Linked DNA regions of Homo sapiens: region 2 is linked to region 1. The links are chromatin contacts, found by Hi-C in ENCODE. All regions are on one chromosome and are shown on one strand. Each heading gives the region's core, a stretch centred on a gene start or an enhancer-like site at or near the end of the contact. The rest is flanking DNA. Distances are from core to core; before and after follow the strand shown. Region 1 holds the start of RAD23B (RAD23 nucleotide excision repair protein B). Region 2 holds the start of ECPAS (Ecm29 proteasome adaptor and scaffold).

Evidence for each region. A loop is a pair of places that touch in the nucleus more often than their neighbours do. Pooled maps may share reads with other maps.
Region 2: a loop to region 1 is called in a map of naive thymus-derived CD4-positive, alpha-beta T cell, with 27 times the contacts of the local background. The contact joins the promoter of ECPAS here to the promoter of RAD23B in region 1. A Hi-C loop is called at or near these places in 2 of 168 maps with a recorded cell type or tissue (CD4-positive, alpha-beta memory T cell and naive thymus-derived CD4-positive, alpha-beta T cell), 2 of 37 single-sample maps with no recorded cell type and 9 of 50 pooled maps.

Annotation. Positions count from the first base shown.
Region 1 is chr9:107,281,866-107,284,900 of GRCh38, reverse strand. It overlaps RAD23B (RAD23 nucleotide excision repair protein B), which reads right to left and starts at 1,622. Exons shown (of 10, transcript NM_002874.5): 1 at 1,206-1,622. The coding sequence starts at 1,271. RefSeq lists a silencer at 1,084-1,643 and an enhancer at 2,134-2,293.
Region 2 is chr9:111,482,855-111,485,889 of GRCh38, reverse strand. ECPAS (Ecm29 proteasome adaptor and scaffold) reads left to right here and starts at 1,507. Exons shown (of 50, transcript NM_001364929.1): 1 at 1,507-1,774. RefSeq lists silencers at 1,408-1,947, 2,068-2,187, 2,458-2,877.

The DNA.
Region 1 (3,035 bases), core at 373-2,872:
CATCTCTGCAAGGCAGGTATTATCCCTATTATACAGAGAATGAAACTAACCGTAATTTGCCCAAGGTCATAGCAAATAAGTTACAAAACCACAAATGGAACTCAGGTCTACTTAACACCAAAGCCCCTGATCTCCACCCAAAATAGAATCAACTACTTTTAAAAATAGAGTTGGGCAGAAAGCTGCTGGTTTAAACTTAGTATTATGACAATCTTGGCGGTGTATTTCCGAACATAAGCAGTAAATTTACACTCACAGCGTTTTTAGATTCTTGGCATAAAGTTGTACTGACCTCAACAGTGTCTCTTTATGCAGTCACAAATACAGAAAAATGTATAATGTGGACTTCTGAAATGTTTAAGGCTTTAACTGCAGAAAGGATTCAAAGTTGTTGTTTTTTGTTTTTTTTTTCTTTTTTCCCCCTTGAACTGCTACTGTTTGGGGCATCGGGGGAGGGTGGCTGCAGCGTTCCAACTCCTACAATTCCAAGATTTCTAACACAGAAAACCCGTTAAATCTGAAGTTTAGTTTGAGCCTGGATGGCTGTGAAGAGCTCTAACAGCTAAAACCATCACCAAAGAGGCCTCAAAGTGCAATCTACGCAAGGGTGTGGGTTTGGTGGCGGGAGGAAGGCAGCAGAACGATTCATTTGCAAATAAAAGGGTAAACAATTCTGAGGGGAAAGGGGCAAATTCATTTTCACCACCACTCACCTCTCGGCGGCAAACGGAACCTGATACTTTTTTTTTTCTTAAGGCTCATCTTCTCGGGTTACCAACTCTGGGAACTAAGCGGCTAACCAGGTCCACACAGGGGTAGTGGCGACGCCTACGTCTCCCTCCCCCACCTGTGCACCCATACCAGAAAGCCAGGCTCTACGGCTGAGACGGCCTGGACCTTCCCATCCCCCTCCGGCCCCGCTAGCACGAGCTCCTAGGCCCAGGCCCGCGGGCGTGCGCTCCACGCCATCTGCCACCAGGCCTTCGGCGTCCGGCCACTGCTTCCCCATTCTCCTGCCACAAAGCCCACGGCCAAGACAGGAGGATCGGCTCCGCTGTACGCCGCCAGGGCCGGCACCAGGACCCAGGGCCCTCATCGCGCCCTCCGGGGCTTCCCCCGCTGGAGCGCGCCGCCCGGCCCCACGAGCTCCTGGCGCTCCCCGCGGCCCGCACGCGGCTGCCCCTGCCCCCGGCCCGCGCGCATACCGTCTCCTCGGGGTCAATGTCTATCTTGAAGGTCTGCTGCTGGAGGGTCTTCAGGGTGACCTGCATGGTGCCGCCGCGCAGCTCGGCTGCCGGGCCTGCGCCGGGTGCTGGCCGCTGGGCGGGGTCTGTGGCCTGGCGGGGCCCCGGGGTCGCCCGCGCTCCTCGCGCTCTGGGGAGGAAGGCGGTGGGGGTGGGGGCTTGTCACATTCGCCCAGCGGAGCGGCCTCTCCCCCAGCCCGTGCCCCGGACCGCGCCGCTGCCTCCGCGACTGCGGCCTTCCCCGCGAACTCGGGCCGCCGTGCTTCCTCACGCGCCGAGCGCCAGCCACGGAGTCTGCAGAAGGCGCGAGGGGGTCGGCGAGACAAGCAGGGAATCCGCTAGCTCACCACAGGATGGTGGCCGCCATCATCGTGACTCGCCGAGACGTGCCCCCTCCCCCACGCGAAAAACCTGGGGGGATGGGGCCGGGCGGGCGAAGCGCGCAGGCGTGGGGTGCGGCGACGCTTTGCGCCGGCGCGGCCGAGGACTCCGCCCCAGAATTGGGGGCGGGGCGGAAGGCGGTCCTGGAATGTCGGCGGCCTGGACCCGGATTACGCAGGCGCGTTCCGTGGGCGGCAAGGGCTCCTGGGGCTTCCTCCTAGCGACTATTGCTGGGGCGTTCTCTCCGGCTGCCGCGGCTCCGCCTCTGTGCAGGCTCCGCCCGGCTGCCGAAGTTACGCAATGTGTAGCCCGGGAAGCGCTTCGTGGAGACCCGGCAGAGTGGATGCGGAGCCCTGGAGCGGGGGAGTAATCGGGGCGGAGTTTAAGTGAAAGGATGGCGGTAACCACAGTCTGGGGGCCAGCACCCGCGGGGCGCTTGCTGCGGGGCTCAGCCCTGGGGGTGTCGACTGATTCTTTAATCCCGACAGCACAGACTCCTGAGCTGGACTGCCCGAGTTCAAATATTGTTTTTTCTCACTAGCCTAAACAGATGGACCGATTTAAAATGAAGGTCAAGTTCTGTCACACCTCGGGGTAGAACTGTCCAGTGTTTCCCCATCTAGCCCCGAGTTAAAGTCAGAGTTATTAGAACGGATGCATTAGCCCCTCGCCTTTCTCCGAGTCGCCTTACTCTCCCCACTGGTGGATTCTAGGTTGCCCCCGGCTCCCTTAACATCCTTGCTCAGATATTGCCTTCTTGGTGAGGTCTGTTCTGGCTGCCTTACTTAAAATCCCAACTTCCTATCTCTGTTATCCTGCTCTGTTTTCTTGTATAGCGGGTATCCCTTTATAATTACCCTGTAATGTACGTATCTCTTGTTTATCATCTTTCTCCTTTTCCTGTGAACCCCAGACTGAAGCTGCACAGAGGCAAAGATTTTGCTGTGTTCACCCATGAACATGCCTGGCACATTGCAGGTGCACGGTAAATATTTGTGGAATGGGTGAATGTGCTTCTGGATCCTCAGCAGTAGAATGAGAATAATAATGTCACTCATTGATTATTGGAGGGGGAAGTTGAATATTGTATGTAAAATCATGATAAACAGTCTGTAAGCAGTTAGCTATTAGTAGAAAGTCCGTTTACAGATAGAAAACTGAAGTACAGAGATGTTGAGTAATGCACCTGGAATAACCCAGCCAGTAGTAAATGGCAAATCCACAATGTGACCTCAGACAGAATGACTCCAGAGTCTGTGTCCCAGGGTGTGCCACTATTCCCCTGTTTTTTGTTTTAAAGATTATTCTTATTTTTTTAAAGCGTCTGACTGTCATCCACGCTGGAGCGCTGTAGCACAAACACGGCTCACTGCAGCGTCAACCTCCTGAGCTCAAGAGATCCTTCCACCT
Region 2 (3,035 bases), core at 258-2,757, 4.2 Mb before region 1:
TTGGTGCAGCTACTTTCTATAGTCACGGAAACAGTAAGGAAAGGTTGAATGCACCAAACTGTTAATAGGGATTATTTATGGGCATGAGTGGGATGAGGGGGGATGGTGGGTATGCAGTTGGGAGAAGACCTGTATACACCTCTCTATTGTTTGTAAGTAGTTCATTGTGTATTTATTTTGGAGGCAACATCAAATAAAAGAGGAGCATACATGAAAAAAGGGGTTGGTTAACTTAGTGTAGTATGAAGTTACAAACAAAAAAGGGTGATGGTAGTGCAGTGTTTTGAATTAACATGGAACAATGTGTGTGAAGGAATAATTGATCCAGAACTTTATTGTAGAAACCTGTCCCCATCAAAGCCATACATGGGGCTGTATATATATGTCCAGAGAAAAGGTCTTCTGCACACTTAACTGTAACTGTTAGTCATAATTTCTCTGCAGAGTGGGATGGTGGGGCTAGGAGGAAGGACTTTCACTTTTAATTTTATGATACTCCAAATCATTTGCATTTTTTTTTTACAAAAATTATGTATAATTTTTCTTTTTTTTTTCTTTTTGAGACGGAGTCTCGCTCTGTCCCCCAGGCTGGAGTGCAGTGGTGCGATCTCGGCTCACTGCAAGCTCCGCCTCCCGGGTTCAAGCGATTCTCCTACCTCAGCCTCCCGAGTAGTTGGGATTACAGGCGCGCGCCTCCACGCCCAGCTAATTTTTGTATTTTTTAATTAGAGACAGGGTTTCACCATGTTGGCCAGGCTGGTCTCGAACTCCTGACCTCGTGATCCACCCGCCTAAGCCTCCGAAAGAGCTGGGATTACAGGCGTGAGCCACCGCGCCCGGCCCAAGATCATGTATAATTTCTATAACAAAAACAATAAAGGAAATAAAAATGTCTTCAGTGTTGTACCTTGTACTTGGCCTATGTTACAACAGGAATGACATATATTCCATTTTTAAGACATTACTTAGGGCTTTATAGATTTCTGCTTTAAGGAATAAATGCAATTTCAATCTATTTAAGACTTGATTTCTTCTTATATAAAAAAAGTATCTGATCTTGTATCTAATTTGTTATGACAGTACCATCACTTAAAGTACAGCAATTATGCAACCCCTGAATTTGAATTTCATTTTGCAAGTGTACATGACCTCACGGACAAAGCGAAGGCAGAAAGTTAAAATCAGCATATCGAAAATAAATCACTCTAGTTACCGAAAAGAACATAGGGTATCTGAACAAAATCTCAGAGCTCACATAGGCATAGATACTTCCATGTGAACTTTAGGAATCTTGCCTTATCTAACTTTTGCAGGGCTGAGTGGACCCCCTGCTCCCGCTAGCCGTTTTGGGAGCACCAGCCACCTCCACACCAGAACTGGGCTGTCGGGGGCCGCTGCGGCGCAGGGGCTCGTCCGGGACTGAGTCAGCGCCGGGGCCGAGAAGTTCGGCGGGAGGCGCAGGGCGGGGCTTCCTCCCGCCGACTCCGAGCCCGGCTCTACTTTTCTGAGTCCACGTCTCTTCCTTTGGACAGGCGTGTTTCCCCAGGTCGGGCCCAGCCAACGTGACAGCCGCAGACCTCGGAAAAGGGCGCTCCGGCCCCGCCTCGAGGATTTCCCCCGGCCGCTAGGGCAGCCCGGGCCCGCTCGGCCCAGCCCCTCACGGACTGCGGCGCGCGGCTCCCCGGGGCCCGGCCCGCCGAACGCCTCGCTCTACAGCCCTCACCTCGCGGCGCCGAGCGCAGCGTCCGCGGCATGGAGACCGGCTCCGACTCAGGTCAGAGGCCCGCCCCCGGGCCGCGGGGGACTGGCCCTGCGCGCGCGGCGGCGCGGTTAGGCCGGGCCGCCCGCACAGGCCGCCGCGTGTCGAGTCCGCGCGGGGAGCGCACGCGGGGCGGGCGGCGACAGGTGGGCAGGACGAGCCGCGAGCGAGCGAGGGCGGGCGGGCGCGCGAGGGGCCCGGCGGGGGGGCCGCTGGGAGGATGGCTCAGCTCTTTCTAAATATAAAACCGGCGTGAGTTGGGCGAGCGCGGCGCGGAGTCGCAGAGCCGCCGCGCGGGCCTGGCGCACGGGGATTCGGCCGCACAGACGGCGGCGGCGGCAGCGGCAGCGGCTCCGCAGAGGCGCGAGGCTGCGGGAGCGCCCGAGTCGCGAGCTCGCGGGGGCAGCGAAGGGCGACGCTCGCGACGCGGAGGACGCAGGCGGCGGCGGCGGGCGGGCCTCGGGGCACAGCGCGGTCCGCGCCGAGTGAACGGAGGCGGCTCGCGGCCCCTGCCGCACCGCGAGCCGCGAGCCCCCCGGCCGCGCCCTGCCCCCCCAGCCCCTCCCTCGTTCCCTCCCCGGCGCAACATGGCTGCGGCCGCCGCCTCCGCCTCCCAGGATGAGCTGAGTAAGTGCCGCGGCCGAACCTGCGGCCGCGAGCCGGAACGGGCGCCGCGCGGTGCCGGGGGCCGGCGGCCGCATGAGGGCTGGGGCGCCAGGCCCGGTGGGCGGGCGGCGGCCGCGGCGTACGGGGAGCTGGGGAGCCCGGGCCTGGCGGACGGGCGGGGCGCGGACCGTCGCCGCTGGCGTTTGTAGGCCTCAGGTTTGCACCGTCACGTTGCGAAATTGAAACCGGAGCCCCGGGCGGAGCCACCTCTGCCCGCGATCCGCCCTGGCCCGGGGTCGGGGGAGCCCAGCCCCCTGCCCACTGAGCCTCGGCTGGCGGGAGGGCCGGAGCCCCGGGGTGACGGGCAGTGTCCGCCCGTCCCGTCTGACCCCGCCTGGCCCCGGGTCCCCGACGGCTGGTTGAGTTATAGAAATGGAGCTTTCGGGAAGGGGGAGAAGGTGCCTTTTTGTGACACTCTAGTAATCAGCCGAAAGGTCACGAATAGGCGGTGACCCTCAGATGGAGCAGGGAGGGCGGAGAGGGTCGCCGGTCGAACCGCAGGAGAAACCACGGGGTGACAGCGCTTTCAGAAAGGAGAGTTAGTGCCCCCTCGATCGTACGCGGTGCAGCCTTCCCGGGGACGGCGGTCCCTGTCTGGGGAGAGCGGTGG